Linked DNA regions of Mus musculus: all the other regions are linked to region 2. Evidence: chromatin contacts called from ENCODE POLR2A ChIA-PET data. All regions are on one chromosome and are shown on one strand. The core of a region is the stretch at or near the end of the contact, and the rest is flanking DNA. Distances in the headings are between cores, read along the strand shown.

What was found. ChIA-PET counts read pairs that join two places held with the same protein, here RNA polymerase II (POLR2A).
Region 1: POLR2A ChIA-PET joins it to region 2 with 22 read pairs in embryonic stem cell. The contact joins the promoter of Pcsk4 here to the promoter of Mknk2 in region 2. POLR2A ChIA-PET finds 5 or more read pairs at or near these places in 4 of 5 experiments (Patski and embryonic stem cell).
Region 3: POLR2A ChIA-PET joins it to region 2 with 46 read pairs in embryonic stem cell. The contact joins the promoter of Mbd3 here to the promoter of Mknk2 in region 2. POLR2A ChIA-PET finds 5 or more read pairs at or near these places in 4 of 5 experiments (Patski and embryonic stem cell).
Region 4: POLR2A ChIA-PET joins it to region 2 with 19 read pairs in embryonic stem cell. The contact joins the promoter of Map2k2 here to the promoter of Mknk2 in region 2. POLR2A ChIA-PET finds 5 or more read pairs at or near these places in 3 of 5 experiments (Patski and embryonic stem cell).
Region 5: POLR2A ChIA-PET joins it to region 2 with 18 read pairs in embryonic stem cell. The contact joins the promoter of Cirbp here to the promoter of Mknk2 in region 2. POLR2A ChIA-PET finds 5 or more read pairs at or near these places in 2 of 5 experiments (Patski and embryonic stem cell).

The regions. Positions count from the first base shown.
Region 1 is chr10:80,328,175-80,330,874 of GRCm38, reverse strand. It overlaps Pcsk4 (proprotein convertase subtilisin/kexin type 4), which reads left to right and starts at 1,402. Exons shown (of 15, transcript NM_008793.2): 1 at 1,402-1,604; 2 at 1,825-1,929. The coding sequence starts at 1,425. It overlaps Reep6 (receptor accessory protein 6), which reads right to left and starts at 730. Exons shown (of 5, transcript NM_001204931.1): 1 at 530-730. The coding sequence starts at 644. It overlaps Gm51809 (a long non-coding RNA gene), which reads left to right. Exons shown (of 3, transcript XR_003949017.1): 3 at 383-416.
Region 2 is chr10:80,674,915-80,677,614 of GRCm38, reverse strand. Mknk2 (MAP kinase-interacting serine/threonine kinase 2) reads left to right here and starts at 1,322. Exons shown (of 14, transcript NM_021462.4): 1 at 1,322-1,534; 2 at 1,675-1,791. The coding sequence starts at 1,741.
Region 3 is chr10:80,398,123-80,400,822 of GRCm38, reverse strand. Mbd3 (methyl-CpG binding domain protein 3) reads left to right here and starts at 1,292. Exons shown (of 7, transcript NM_001306143.1): 1 at 1,292-1,605. The coding sequence starts at 1,592.
Region 4 is chr10:81,104,570-81,107,269 of GRCm38, reverse strand. Map2k2 (mitogen-activated protein kinase kinase 2) reads right to left here and starts at 1,355. Exons shown (of 11, transcript NM_001347144.1): 1 at 1,032-1,355. The coding sequence starts at 1,123. Mir5615-1 (microRNA 5615-1) reads left to right here and starts at 2,597; the gene lies at 2,597-2,656. It overlaps Mir5615-2 (microRNA 5615-2), which reads right to left and starts at 2,654; the gene lies at 2,595-2,654.
Region 5 is chr10:80,166,496-80,169,195 of GRCm38, reverse strand. Cirbp (cold inducible RNA binding protein) reads right to left here and starts at 1,357. Exons shown (of 7, transcript NM_007705.3): 1 at 1,280-1,357.

The sequences.
Region 1 (2,700 bases), core at 153-2,652, 350 kb after region 2:
AGGCACCTAGGACATTTTGGTTGCCTGTTGGGGACCCAGCTGTGCATTTCTTCCCAGTCTGGTCTGGGTGCCTAGTACCTCATGAGGTCTTTTCCCAGGCCCATCAGGGACCCAAGATATGCACTCCTTCTAGGTCTGAGTCCTTATGGCCTTGTAGAGGCCCTCAGGAACCTAGGATGTGCACACCTTCCAGGTCAGAGTTCCCAGAACCTCACGATGCCTGGTATAAGGGTCCATCTTAGAGATGGGATGCTGCAGCTAGGAATGAACTCTCAGGACCTCCCAAACCCCGTAGAAAACCTAAGATGTAAACTCCTTCCAGGGTGAGGGCACCCAAACTTCAAGATGCCCAGTCAGAACTTGGGTCCTGCAACTTATACAGGGATAGGACCCGGGAGCCAAGCCTGCATTCCCAGGGCCTCCTGGAGCTCGTCTAGAACCCATGACATGAGTCCTTTCCAGTGATGGGACCCAGGACCTCATGGTGCCCGTTGGGAACCAAGTGACATGCACCCCTCTCCAGGCTCACCCGCGGCGAGATACCGCTTCTCTACACCGGTCCTTGCTTCGAGCGCCCCGAGCGCTTCGGTGGCCACGTTCTTCTGTTCCAGAAAACGTTCGAAGCGCTGGCGCAGACCGTCCATGGCAGCGGCGGGCGCGGGGCAGGCCACTGAAGCACGCCCGCAACCTCGCGCACCGGCGCCGCCGAGAGCGCACTTTCACCACCCGCCCACCGCCCGGCCCCGCCCCCGGCCCAGTGCTTTCGGCCCCGGACCCTGGCTCCGCCCCCGCCCCCCGGCTCTGGCCAATGGGAGGGCAGGGCGGACAAAGGAGGTGGGGCCTGCCCCGTCTCCCCGGCCGCATGGCCCTCTGGCCAGGGTGAGGGCCGGGGCGGCAGCGAGGAGTCCCGAGGGGGCGGGGCCCCAGGGTGATGGCGTGTTGATTGGTCAAGAGGGTGTGGCACGATAGTGATTGGACAAGCGGTAGATTATTGACGGAGAGCGATTGACGTGGGTGGAGCTAGTTGAGGAACAGATGGGCGGAGCCTGGTAAAGATCAGCGCTGATTGGACAGACCAGAAAGGAGGCGGGACTACACTGGAAAAACGAAGCTGATCACGAAGGAGGGGGCGTGGAGAAAAGTGGGCGGGGCCAAATAAAGGTTGAAGGCACCTGTTACCTTGAACCTGCTCCTAAGGGCAGATGGAGGGGTTGTCCTTGTATAGGTGGAGAAAGTGAGGTTCCCGAAGGCTTAGGTCCCTATGAATGTGTCACTCCTAGTGGAATATTCCCACCCCTCCCAGGTGGGGAGGGGGTGGGGGAGGAAGGAAGCGCAAGGCCCCTTGGGAGTTGACAGCTTCGCGTTGCTATGGTGTCCAGGCTGGGAGTGCTTCCTGAAGCCCCGCCCCCGCCCCGCCCCCCGCTATGCGGCCCTCCCAGACAGAGCTGTGGCTGGGTCTGACTTTGACTTTGGCCCTCCTGGCTGTGAGGTGGGCCTCAGCCCAGGCCCCCATCTATGTCAGCAGCTGGGCAGTGCGGGTGACCAAAGGTTACCAGGAAGCTGAGCGCCTGGCCCGTAAATTTGGCTTCGTCAACCTGGGACAGGTGGGTGGGACGTGGGGTGTGGGTCTGGACAACCTCAGATCTGGACAAATGGGAGGGTGTCCCCAAGACCTCCCCAAATATGTATCTGTGTGCCCCTCCATGTTCAATTTGGGATTCTGTGGCTGTCATATGGACCCCTGGCTGAGGTGTATAAAGTCGTGGAGATCCTATCAAAGGAGCAGGGTCCCAGCTATGCCCCTGTTGTCCGTCGCATTCCCAGATCTTCCCTGACGACCAGTATTTCCATCTGCGGCACCGGGGTGTGGCCCAGCAGTCCCTGACTCCACACTGGGGCCATCGTCTACGACTGAAGAAAGATCCCAAGGTGAGAGTGCTCGTGGATGCTGTGTCCCAACCAGTAGCCTTCTGTCACCGTTCCTGCTATGAGTGGCCTGTGTGAAGTGGGGCCTAGTTGGGGAAGCCATGTGTGAGCTAGGCGCATATGTAACACAACTTAATATCCAGGGGGACTCAGATAAACCCTTGCCCTGTTGTCCTGAATGGAAGGTCTCATGCACTGGTCCTTTCCCCCCCTGCAAGCCACAGGATGTAGGGAAGGGAACCGGTCCATTTCAGCACACAGGGGAGCTGGAGTCGGTGAGTGTGCAGAACCAGGGGCAGAGCCCAAGTTTTTGGTGCTTCTGTAGGTGTCCTGTCCACATTAGGCCAGTCTGCCACTGGGAACAACTCTTAGATGGCAGTCAAAAAACAGGCATGGAGGTGTGGTATGAGCCATAGAGGGTTACAGGATACGTTAGAGAGGGGATCACCTGCACTGGGACCTATCTTAGCTATTGCTATGACAAATACCATGACCAAAGCAACTTCCAGAAGGAAGACTTTATTGGAGCTTATTGGACTCAGAGGGTGAGGCCATGGCCAGTATGTCAGGGAGCATAGCAGGAGGGGTCAAGGTGGTGCTGATAGTTCACAAGGGGAAGGGAGAGCTAGCTGGAAAGGACATGGGCTTCTGAAACCTCCAAGCCCACCACCCACCTCCCAGTGATAGCGATAGACCTTCTTAAACAGGTTCACCTACTGGGAACCCAGCCAAGTATAAAAGGTAGGGGCCATTCTCATTCAAACCACCACAGGG
Region 2 (2,700 bases), core at 73-2,572:
CTAGCCACAGGTAGAAGCTATTTCTCTTACATGTGTCCCAGGAATGGGCTCAGGCTATAATTGGTGGCAAACTCCTTTAACAGCTGAGTAGAGACCCTTGTTTGAGTCTGCCAGGAATTGATCCCTGACTGCCTTGAGCTGAAGTTCTATCCCCTGCCCAAATCTGTCCAGGTAATGAACCTTGTACAGGCATGACAATCTGAATTAGAGACAAACATTTCTGCCAATGCAATCACTAATGACGACAATGAGGCTCGGGAGTCAGACAGATGACTCATAAGTTAAGCCAAACTGTTACTCTTACAGAGAACCCAGGGTACAGCCCAGCACCCACATCAGGCATCGTGTAATTTCACCTCTCTTCTGACTTTCCAGGCACCTGTATGCATAAGGCACACACACTCACACGGACGAGGACCTGTGTGAGTGCACACAAACACACAAAGAGCTGCTTGAGGTTCATGAGGCTCCAGCCTCAGTAGAGGGTGGTGGTAAAAACTTGTAGACAAACTACCCTGAAGAGGGAAAACAACCTCTTTGTGCACGGAAGCAGCCGAGGCAGCAGGCACAACGCGGTCTGACTGTATCCGAACCTGAATCGGGGATCCTAGCCCCTTCTTGTCCCAGCTATCCCCACCGAGGGCTGCAAAGGACCCAAGAGGTTCAAGAAGGGTTCATCACGGATTGCAGAGCTGGAGCACAGGACAAGGGCATCAGTATTCAGTAAAATTAGGGCTGGCTTGCCCTCCTTCGGCAGCTGAACGCGGCACCCGGCTCAAGGACAGGGAGCAGAACCTGCAGCGCGCAAGCCAGCGGGCCAACTGTGACACAGGAGAAGGCGGCCTCACGGCCCAAACTGAAGCCTTCAGTACCCTTCTGCGCAGGCGCAGGCGACTCCGGAGGCTGGTCACCAGCCTCTCCACACAGTCCTCTCCCACCCCCCAGCCAGGTCACGCGGCTGCAGTCGAGTATCTTTTCACGCTCCGCCCCCACCGTGGGAGTGCGCAGGCGCGCTTGAAGCTTCGCGCCCCACTTCCCTCGGAATCTCCCCTTCCCCCTGCCAGCTCGAAGTGCGCAGCCGTGTTTGGAGTCGCCAACACGGTCGCTGCGCAGCTCCACTCCGCTCCCCGCTAAGCTCCGCCCCTTAAACGGGAGCGCGCAGCCGTATTCTGCATTCCCCGGCGTGCTCTTCTCGCTGCGGCCTTCGACGCTCCTGGAAGCTCCGCCTCCTCTGTTCCCTGAGAAAGGCGGAGACTGGTGCGGAGGGGCGGGGTAACTTCGGGACCGCGCCTATAAAGGTGGCCGCGCCGGCCGCGCGCGCGGCTCCTCTCGGCGGCAGCGGCCCAGTGGAGGGGTCCGTGGTGGCGGTGGTGGCGGCGGTGGCGGCGGCGGCGGCGGCGACGGCGGCGGCGGCGGCGGCGGCAGCAGCAGCGGTGGCTGTGGCGGCGCTGTTCCCCGCGCAGTCCTCGGAGCGGGGTCCGGGCTGTGCTAGGTGAGGTGACGGCGCTGCGACCCCGGCCGGTGTCCGACCCCGGTGAGCGCGGCGCCAAGGGCGACATTCTCCGAGGGAGGAAGGAAGCCCGAGTCAGGCGCGGGAGCTCCGCCGAGCCCCGGCCGCCTCCGCCCGGCCGAGCGCCTCTCTCAGCCTCGGTCCTTTGTCTCCTCCGCCCGCAGGGTCGCCTCCCAAGCCGCCCCCCGGGCCCCGCGTCCCCTCCCCCGCTGGTGGGGCCCGGACTGAAGATGGTGCAGAAGAGAACAGCCGAACTTCAGGGCTTCCACCGTTCGTTCAAGGTGAGGGGTCCTGTCCGGGGGTCCCATTGCAGTGACGGGTGCGACGGATAAGCAGAGCCTACTCGGGAGGCTGGTGCAGGGCTTGGGAGGGGTGCTTGCATTGGACTTTTGTGCTGGAGGTGGTGGGGGTCAGCAGGCCGCAGCCCTGTCCCCATCCTCCTAGTAGCTCTCTCTTCTAGGACCCTCAACCCCCACCCCCAGGCTTGTGATTGGTGGCTCTGTGTCCCTTGCAGTTAGCCCGATCACAGTCGTCTGTTTCTGTGTGTGATCCTAGGCAAATCGAGTGTTTCTGTTCCTTGCAACTTCCAGGCCTGTCTTGTGCTGGTTGGGAGAGTCAGTAAGCTGCAGCCTTGCTTCTAGCTGCCTACTAACTCTTCATGAACTGCCCCAGGCTCCCCTGTGATCTGTGGCTGTGTCCCTAGCAGTTTCTCAGCCCGGGCTTTCCTACCTCTGTATGTGGTCTCTGATGGACTTTACATTTGTTTCCTGCAGTGTGTGCTTGTTGCAGGCTACAACCTGTCCCCGGCTGCCTAGTAGCTCTTTCTTTCAGGACCCACTCCCACCACTGATTGGTGGCTCTATGTCCCTCGCCATCAGCCTGATCTCAGTCTTGTGCTCCCCACCCACTTTCTGTATGTGATCCCACACTTTCTGTGTCCCCCAGGTTGGCCTTGTTCTGGATGAAAGCACGTCAGCAGGTCCTAGCTCTCTCTTTTGTGAGCTCCCCTAGGTTGGCTTGTGGTCAGTGGCTGGATGTTCCTTGCAGTCTCTCAGCCCCGTCTCCCCTACTTCTGTGTATATAGTTCCAGGGAAACCCTGTATCTGTCCACTGTAGTCTCAAGCTGGCCTGTGCGGTTGGTTGGGATCAGAGGGGATGAAGCCTTGTTGGGGAAACCCTTTGGCACATGG
Region 3 (2,700 bases), core at 43-2,542, 280 kb after region 2:
TACAAAACACTAATCCCAGCCTCCATGTCCCCCTGACCTTCTTCACTGTGATCTGATCTCTCCTCCTGATCTGGGGACCCAAATCCTAGCTCATAAAATACAGTTCCTGAGCTCCAAAAATTGCAGGCAAGACAAAGATCTTTAAATGTGTTGTGATTTCACCTCATGATCCCTTGGCAGCTCTCCTTGTCAGGGAGGGTCCCCTTTCAAAGAGAGGTCTTCCAGGTACTGTATAATGGAAGCCTGGGTGAGAAGGTAGTTGGCCTTCAGGCATGTTCCCTGGGTAAGTCTGGCTGGGCCTGAGTGGCAAAGCAGCCGACAGTACCAAGCAGGAGTAAGTGACCCCCCAGCTCCCTGTCCTCAGGGCTGCGGTAGACAAGGGGCGATAGTGCGAGTGACTCCATTCACTAACTTAGAAACCAGTTTTTGGTTTTGTTCTTCCTTCTGATGCTGGATCTAGTAAACTCCAAGCTGGTCTTGAAGTGCTTGATCCTCCTTCCTCCACTATCCCAGTGCTGAGATGGCAAGCACGTGCCACTATTCCTGGCCTGATTTTAGGGTATTGCTGTGTGGCCCAGGCTGGCCAGGAATGTTCTAAATAGGTTCGTGAGCCATCAAACTCAGGCTGGGGTGCAGCCTAACGGCAGAAAGTCTACCACGTGTAAGGTTCTGCTTTCTATTTTCAGTACTGCTGCAAAGAACAAACTTCTTAAATAGTTCTTGGTGAAGCCGGGAGTGGTGGTGCATTTCTGTCCTCGCAGTAACGCAATAGAGGCTGGGGCTGGAACAGCCGAGAGGCCAGAACGAAACGCAGAGGGAAGCAGGACTGCGTCGAAGGCCCCGAGTTGTACTCGATCTTTTTCACAAAGCCCAGGCGGGTCCCTGACAAACGCACACTGCGCAGGTGCAGCCCAGCGCGACCCCAGGACCAGGACGGCAGCTCGGGCGAAACTGCTCCAGCTTGGTACAGACCAGGTGCAGCACACACTGTGCTTCCGGAGTCTAGAGCGCAAACGCAATGGTTGTCCCACCCCGGCCACGCTGATTGGCTGTCCTTGTCTCAGAGCAGATTTATATGAGAAGTTAAGCACAGAACGAGGTTCTGAGCGCTGATTGGTCTCCATGCCCTGTGGGCGTCTCCCGCAAGGCGGGACGTAGCCAACTGTGCATTTTAAGCCGAGGAGCTGAAGTGATCTGATTGGCTTCACAGCCTTGGGGCGGGTCTTGAAGGCAAGCGAAGGCTGGGTCGGGGCCGCGGCTGCGCAGAGAGTCTGGACGGCAGTCAGACTGGTCCTGCGAGCGCGAAGGGGCGGGGCCGACTCCACGCCTGCGCAGACGAGCCCCACGCGCGGGCGGGTGGGCGGAGCGGCCCCCCTAGCGGGGGCTGTGAAGCGCGGGGAGGGGGCCGAGCGGGTGGCGAAGCCGGCGCGCGCCCGGCTGGGGGCGGAGGGCGGAGGCCCGTGGGACAGAACAGCTGCGGCGAGTGGCGGCGGCGGAGGGAGCCGAATCGGCGACGAGCCCGGGGGTCGCAACTTGCAGAAGCGGCGGCGGCGGCGGCATCGGCCACGGCGGGCGGAAAAGCCGGGGCGCAATGGAGCGGAAGAGGTGGGAGTGCCCGGCGCTCCCGCAGGGCTGGGAAAGGGAAGAAGTGCCCAGGAGGTCGGGGCTGTCGGCCGGCCACAGGGATGTCTTTTACTATAGGTGAATGAGCGCGCCGGCCGCGCAGGGCCCCAACGGGCGCCTCCCAGCGGCCTCTGCGGCGGCCTGGGCGCCCCGACTGCGGGCCGCGGTCTGGGCCGGGCGACGTGCGTCCGAGCGTGCGTCCGAGCGTGCGTCCTACGTGCCAGCTGTGGTCAGTGCGCACGCGCCGGCCATGGCTCGCCTCAGCGCGCATGCGTTGAACCCAGTGCCTTGCCTTTTGCTGATCCGCGCCACCCAGCGCTGCTGTGAGTGCGCGTGCGCCACGCCTGCAGCCAAGGCTTCAGCCTCGTGGCTTTTAGCCCGCCTGTGGCGCGGGCTTTTGTCCTCCAAGGAATCGGGGACCGTGCGCGCCGTGCGAGGGGCGCCCGGGCCTTGGCCAGACGCCGCTGGGAAGCGGGGGTGGGAGGGGGATGGGCTGACCCTTTGACCCTCGCGGGGACTTTATCATGGTTTCGGGAAGCAAGGGAACTGCCCCAGGTGGCCTGATCCCCTCACCTGCATAAATTTGGGTTTGGCTTCTTGTTCAGCAAAATGTCCCCCATTTTTATGGCGTTTCCAAAGCCCTTGCTCTTCTTGAGCGGTGGCCCCAAATGTAACATCACAGTGGCTTCTGACTAATGTGAATGTGGTTTTTGTGTGCAAGACTTTTTTATGAATAAGTCTGCTCTTTAAAAAATATTTTAAATTTTTTATTTATTTAATGCATGAGTGCTCTGCCTGCTTGAAGAGAGAGCATCAGATCACCCAATAGAAGGTTGTGAGCCACCATGTGGTTGCTAGCAATTGAACTCATGACCTCTTAGCCAACTCTCCAGCCTTTTTTTTTTTTTTTTTTTTTTTTTTTTGAGGCAGCGTCTACATAGACCATATTTGCAACCTTTTAATCAGGGCAGTGAAAGCTGTCTATCTGAATAATAGCCAGGCAACCTACACCTGCTGTTCTTCCCCAGTTCTATCCCCAGTGGTGTGAATAGAATCCTGGGCCGCATGCATGCTGCC
Region 4 (2,700 bases), core at 106-2,605, 430 kb before region 2:
ATCTCCAAGGGCACTGTCCACTTTCCACTAGGTCACCATGTACTCCCCAAGCCAGGCTCTCCCCTGCACCTCCCCTTGCTTCTTCCAACAGGTTCCTTCCCTCTGCCCCTGCAAGGCCAGCCTTGCCTCCTCAGACAAGTCATGCCTTCAACTGCTCCACTCACCTGGTACCCAGTCTTAAGCGCTAGGCTAGGCTACCCCGCACGGCCTCTGTTCCTCTAACCATACCACACCTCACACACACACACCCGGAAAGCCTCACTGCTCCCCTGATTCTCCTGGCCACCTTCAGGACGTCTTCTTTCTTGGGTCTCCAATTGCCCTGCCTCTCTTCAGGCCCCTCTCCTTACTCCAAGTCATACCTCTCTCTAGCTCCCCTTTCTTGGTCCCAACACCTGCAGGACCTGCCCCCCTCTTGTACCCACGCCGCCCCCTTTGCCCCCTGTTTCCCCTTCAACAGCAGAGATTTTCCCAAAGCCATTCTCTCAGATCCCTGCACCTTGTCCCCATCCCTACCCTGCCTCAGGCACTGCTACTCTCCAGACCAACTTTTCTAAAGCCAAGTTCCGGCCGAGGCCCCGCCCCTCTACGCTCACAGGACTCAGGGCTCTCCCCTTGGGCCACGCCCCTCTCCCATCTGGCCAACCTGATAAGACCACCAGCCTCACTGCTCTGGCCCCGACCCCAACCAGGCTTTTGTTCTAGTCCTCAAAGGCCACGGCCCTCTAAGCTCACAGGCCACTCACCTTAGACCACGCCCCTTTCCCCGGGCCAAGCTGACACACCACGTGACTCACCCAACTGGCCCTGCCTCCACCCCCCCCCCCACAACCCCCTCCATGCCCGGACCCCCAACCAGGCTTTGTTCCAGCCCTCGAACTCCACGCCCCTCTCACCTCCATCCACACCATTCTCAGGACCAGCCCCTGTCCTCCCGGGCGCTGCTATCCCTTCAGACCACACCCCCACTTGTGGTCACGCCCCCTTCACGCCGAGGCCCGCCCCTGTCCTCACACGCCCCGCCTACTCACTCAGAGGCGCCCTCGCTGGTGGGGGACGGGCCCTCGGCGATGGTAGGGTTGATAGTGAGTGCCGGTAACACCGGCTTCCTCCGGGCCAGCATCGGGGCTCCACGGCCAGCGGCGACGCCTCAGCCGGGGCCCATAGGGGGCGGCGCGACGCGGGCCCGGGGCTGCGGCCTAGGCCGGGCAGAAGGTGGAAGGCGGACGAGCCCGGAGCGCCGGGGCGAGCAGACCGACGCCGAGGCCGAGTGAAGCTGACGCTGCAGCGCAGCCGGGAGGTCGGGGAACAGGGGGCGGCCACAAGCTCGCAGGCCGAGCTCTCGCGAGATCTTTTTCTGCGAGGTCCCGCCCTCAACCGAGGCGCATGCGCGAGGTGGCTCCCCGGCCTACTGTAGAAGGGCAGAGGCGGACGCTGTGTTTAATGTTTGCGGCGGTGCAGTCGTCTGTCTGTACGATCAGCTTCCCGGGGTCGGCTGCGTGTGCGTCTCAAACGCGGGTGGGGTTACACACGGCAGGACCGCGAGGAGACAGACCTGCCAGCATCAGTCGACTCAGACTTGTTTAGTTTCATATATTTTCCTAGATTTGGCCGCTGGGACCGTAGGCCTGAGCTACCTTACCTGCTTCCTGCTTTGCTGCGGCCCCGTGTCCTATAGGCGAGAGCGCTACCCACTGAGCCCTACTTCCTGCTGTTTGTTTTGTTGCTTGTTTGTTTTTGTTTTTATTTTGAGACAGAGCCTCAGTACCCCACCCACACTGTTCTCGAAGTTACTGTGTTGTCCAGGCTTCACCTCCACTCCCTGCAATCCTCCAGTCCCAACCCCTAGTGTTTTACTGTTCTGCAACAATCCCATAGCCCTACAGACCTTTCTCACGGCCCTTCATTGAAGCTCGGGTATGGGTAATACATAAATTCCCTTGGTCCCCATCCCTGACGGTCACCATTTCAGTGTGTGAATCCGAACACTTCTTGTGGTTAGGGTCACTTATGTCTGGCTTGTTTTTCCTTTGCCCTCAAGGTCCATCCACAATGGTTTGGATGGCAGGGCTCTCGTCCTTTTCCTGGCCAAATAGCATTCCATTGTGTAGACATACCACTCAGGGCTGGTTCTTTGTCCAGGGTCACACTCTTGGAATTCAGAGTGTACAGATACATAGTAAAACCCCTGCTCTGGGCTCTTGAGCAGGCACATGGAAATCAGACTTGCAGGGTCTTGCTCTGCAGCCCACGGTGGCCATGAAGTTTGTTCTGAGTGACAGCATCTCACAAGGAAGTTCTCCGCGTTTTTTTACCTCTCAGATGGTAAAGATGAAACCCACCAGGGAGGCAAGCAGGCTTTCACCTGGCTACAGCCTTTATTCAGTTCAATGACTTTGAGAATGTATTTTTTTGTTACAATTTTGTGAGAACAAACCATTTTATTTTTTTAAGGTTTATTTACTTATTTATGTATGAGTACACTGTAGCTGTCTTCAAACACACACTAGAAGAGGTCATCTGATCTCATTACAGATGGTTGCGAGCCACCATGTGGTTGCTGGGAATTAAACTCAACACCTCTGGAAGAGCAGTCCTTGGTTGTTTTCTGAGACAGAAAAGAGTCTCATTTTCTGTCTCAGAAAACAACCAAGGACTGGGGTGTAGCCCAACAAGGGACCACTTTCTGCGGCTGGTAGT
Region 5 (2,700 bases), core at 108-2,607, 510 kb after region 2:
GGGGCTAGGGGGGAAGCATGGGGGTGGGGGGAGAGGACCCCATGGTCTTACTGGGAAACCTCAGCTTCAAGTGGGGTTTCTTTCACACCTCTCATCCAGCCATTCAAGTCACCGAGATGGGAAGATCAATGAGAAAAAGGACACTGTGGATCAGTTTGAGAGACTGTTTCAAAACAAATACCCATCTCGCCTAGCCTGTGGGAGTTGGAGGCAAAGGAACAGAATCCAAAACCAAATACAATTGCACAGCAAGTTCAATACCCTTCTGGGCTACACAAGAGGGAACTCTTTTTGCTTTTATCATCCCAAAGGCATATGGAATACTTTGTCATACAGCTGAGGCTAACCTTAAATGATTCTAGGTCTTGATTACACCTGGCCAGAGAATCCCAAGGTTAGGATCAAAATGGCATGGTCACTTTGCAAATGTGTGTGGTTGGGGACAGAAATGATAGTGACTGCCTACCCTCACTAGCATAGAGTTGTTGGGCCAGAGAAACTTCACTACTGAAATACGCTTTTAGGGTACTGTCTGGAGGTGTGCCAGTTGTGGGATGCCTCGCTTACTCAGCCAAGGACTAGAGAAATGTTTTTGCACGATGGACTCAAGGGAGAAAGGAGGTTGGCCCAAGAGGCGTGGCTAGCGAAAGGGGCGTGGTATCTAGACAAAGTCATTATTGGCAACCGACAACTTGGAAAATAAGTCCACTATACCACGAAACCAGTCTACCTTGGGGGCAATAAACTTGGGGCACAAAAGGACAACATTCAAGCCTACATGTGCTTTTTTGTTCCCCACGTGGAACCACAAGGGAAGAGAAAACCGAGGTAGAGCCAGCTGGAGTAAAAGGGTCGCACGCGACACAGCTCCACATCTGCGGACAACCGGACTTTGGAGGTAGGAGCGCCCCGCCCCCGGAGCAGCGCATGCGCCAAGCGCGCACCCTGCGCCATTCCATCCGGGCACTCGGCAGTCCCGCCATTTCGCCGGCGAAGCTTTTCAAAGCATCGCGGCGGCCATTTTACAAAAAAAAAAAAAAAAAAAAAAGCCCACCGTTAAGGTCGGCCTCGGCCCGGGGATGACGCGCGGTGGAGGACGCCCTCCGACAAGCGTGAGGCCCCAGTGTCCCGCTGCCCGCCTCGCCGCCGGCGGGGCGGACTCCAACCCGGGCCCGCCCCCAAGTCCCAGGGGCGTGCCGCTGCGGCTCCGCCTCGCCCGAGAGTCACAGGCCGCCCGCCGCCCCGGGCCCCTCAGAGCCGGTGCCGCCAGAGCCCTCACCGCTGAGTCGGGCAGGTCCCTGACGCGAGCGGGAAGACAGCGCGCCACACACACCCAAGCTTCCTAAGGCGCGAGTGCGAGGGGGAGCGCAAGAGTCCCGCCTGATATACTCCACTCCTGGAGCCACGCCCCTTAACCCGCCCACCACGCCGCGCTGACCAATCCGACGCCTTAGATTCGGCATCTGCGCCTCGGTGGAGGGGCGGGACTCCGTTGGCTTTGCCCTAGTCCGCGCGGAGGCGCTGAGTGTTTTGATTGGCTGGAATCTTTCCTGGCCGCATTTTTCCCCCCCACCCCCCGCCCGCTAGCGACTAGGAGGCGGGGACAGCTGATTTGGAGGCGGAGCTGACCCACTTCCGCGTTCCCGACCCGTTTGTCCTGCGGCGGGGAACAAAGAGCTTTTGCTACCTCAATGAGACTCCCAAATATGGCTCCAACCTTGACTCATCGACTCAACACTTTTATGTTCTTTTTTTTCTTTTAATATTTAATTACAGTTATTTAACTGAGGCGCATTTGTGAAGCCAGAAGACAGATGGAGTCTCTCCTTCCATCATGTAGGTCCTAAGGATCATACTCAGGATTAGCCACAAGCAGCTTTATCCACTGAGTCATCTTGCTTGCCCCTCTTCTCCGTTCTTGCTCATGAAACCAAAACCACCGAATTACTCTAGTCCAAAAGTACCTCCCAATACAACTGCTGCCTAACAGTTCTTTGGACCCCAAGGACACTCCATAAGATCAGCCCTAAAATTTCCATCCCAGTATTAATCACAATGTCAAGATTTTCTCTAGATTTCCTGCACCCAACTCAGTTTTCCTACAAATCTCAACCTGCTGTATAACGACCATTTGAACCCTGATTTCTGCCCATCTCCAACCAGGTGTACATTACCACACAGATGGCAAAACACCACTCTTTTCAATGTGTACCTGCATTTTCTAGAAGAGACCCCAGAGTCTCAAGCATGCCATGGAAGGATTTCTATCCTTGAGCCACACCCCTAACCCCTCACTGCAGAATTCTAAGTAGTGGCTAAACCAAGCTACATCCTTAGCCTTCTTAAACACACACACCACAGAGAACAAAACAAAAAAGTGTATTTTAATTTTATGTATATGGGTGTTTGCCTGAATGTCTATGCAGCACTTGCCTATCTTGCGCTGACAAAGACCAGAAGAGAGTGCTGGATCCTTTGGATGCAGAGGTCCAGACAGCTGTGAACCTTTATGTGGATTCTGAGAATTGAACCCACGTCCTCTGCAAGAGCCCTTTACCACTAGGCCATTTGATCCTTTGAGACAACCTACATTTTTCAATCTATCCTTGAAATCCGTAGGCTCACATCCCAAGTAGCTGTGATAACAGACCCATGTCTCCAGGCTACATTTTCTTCTCCCTCCACTGTGGTTTTGAGAGT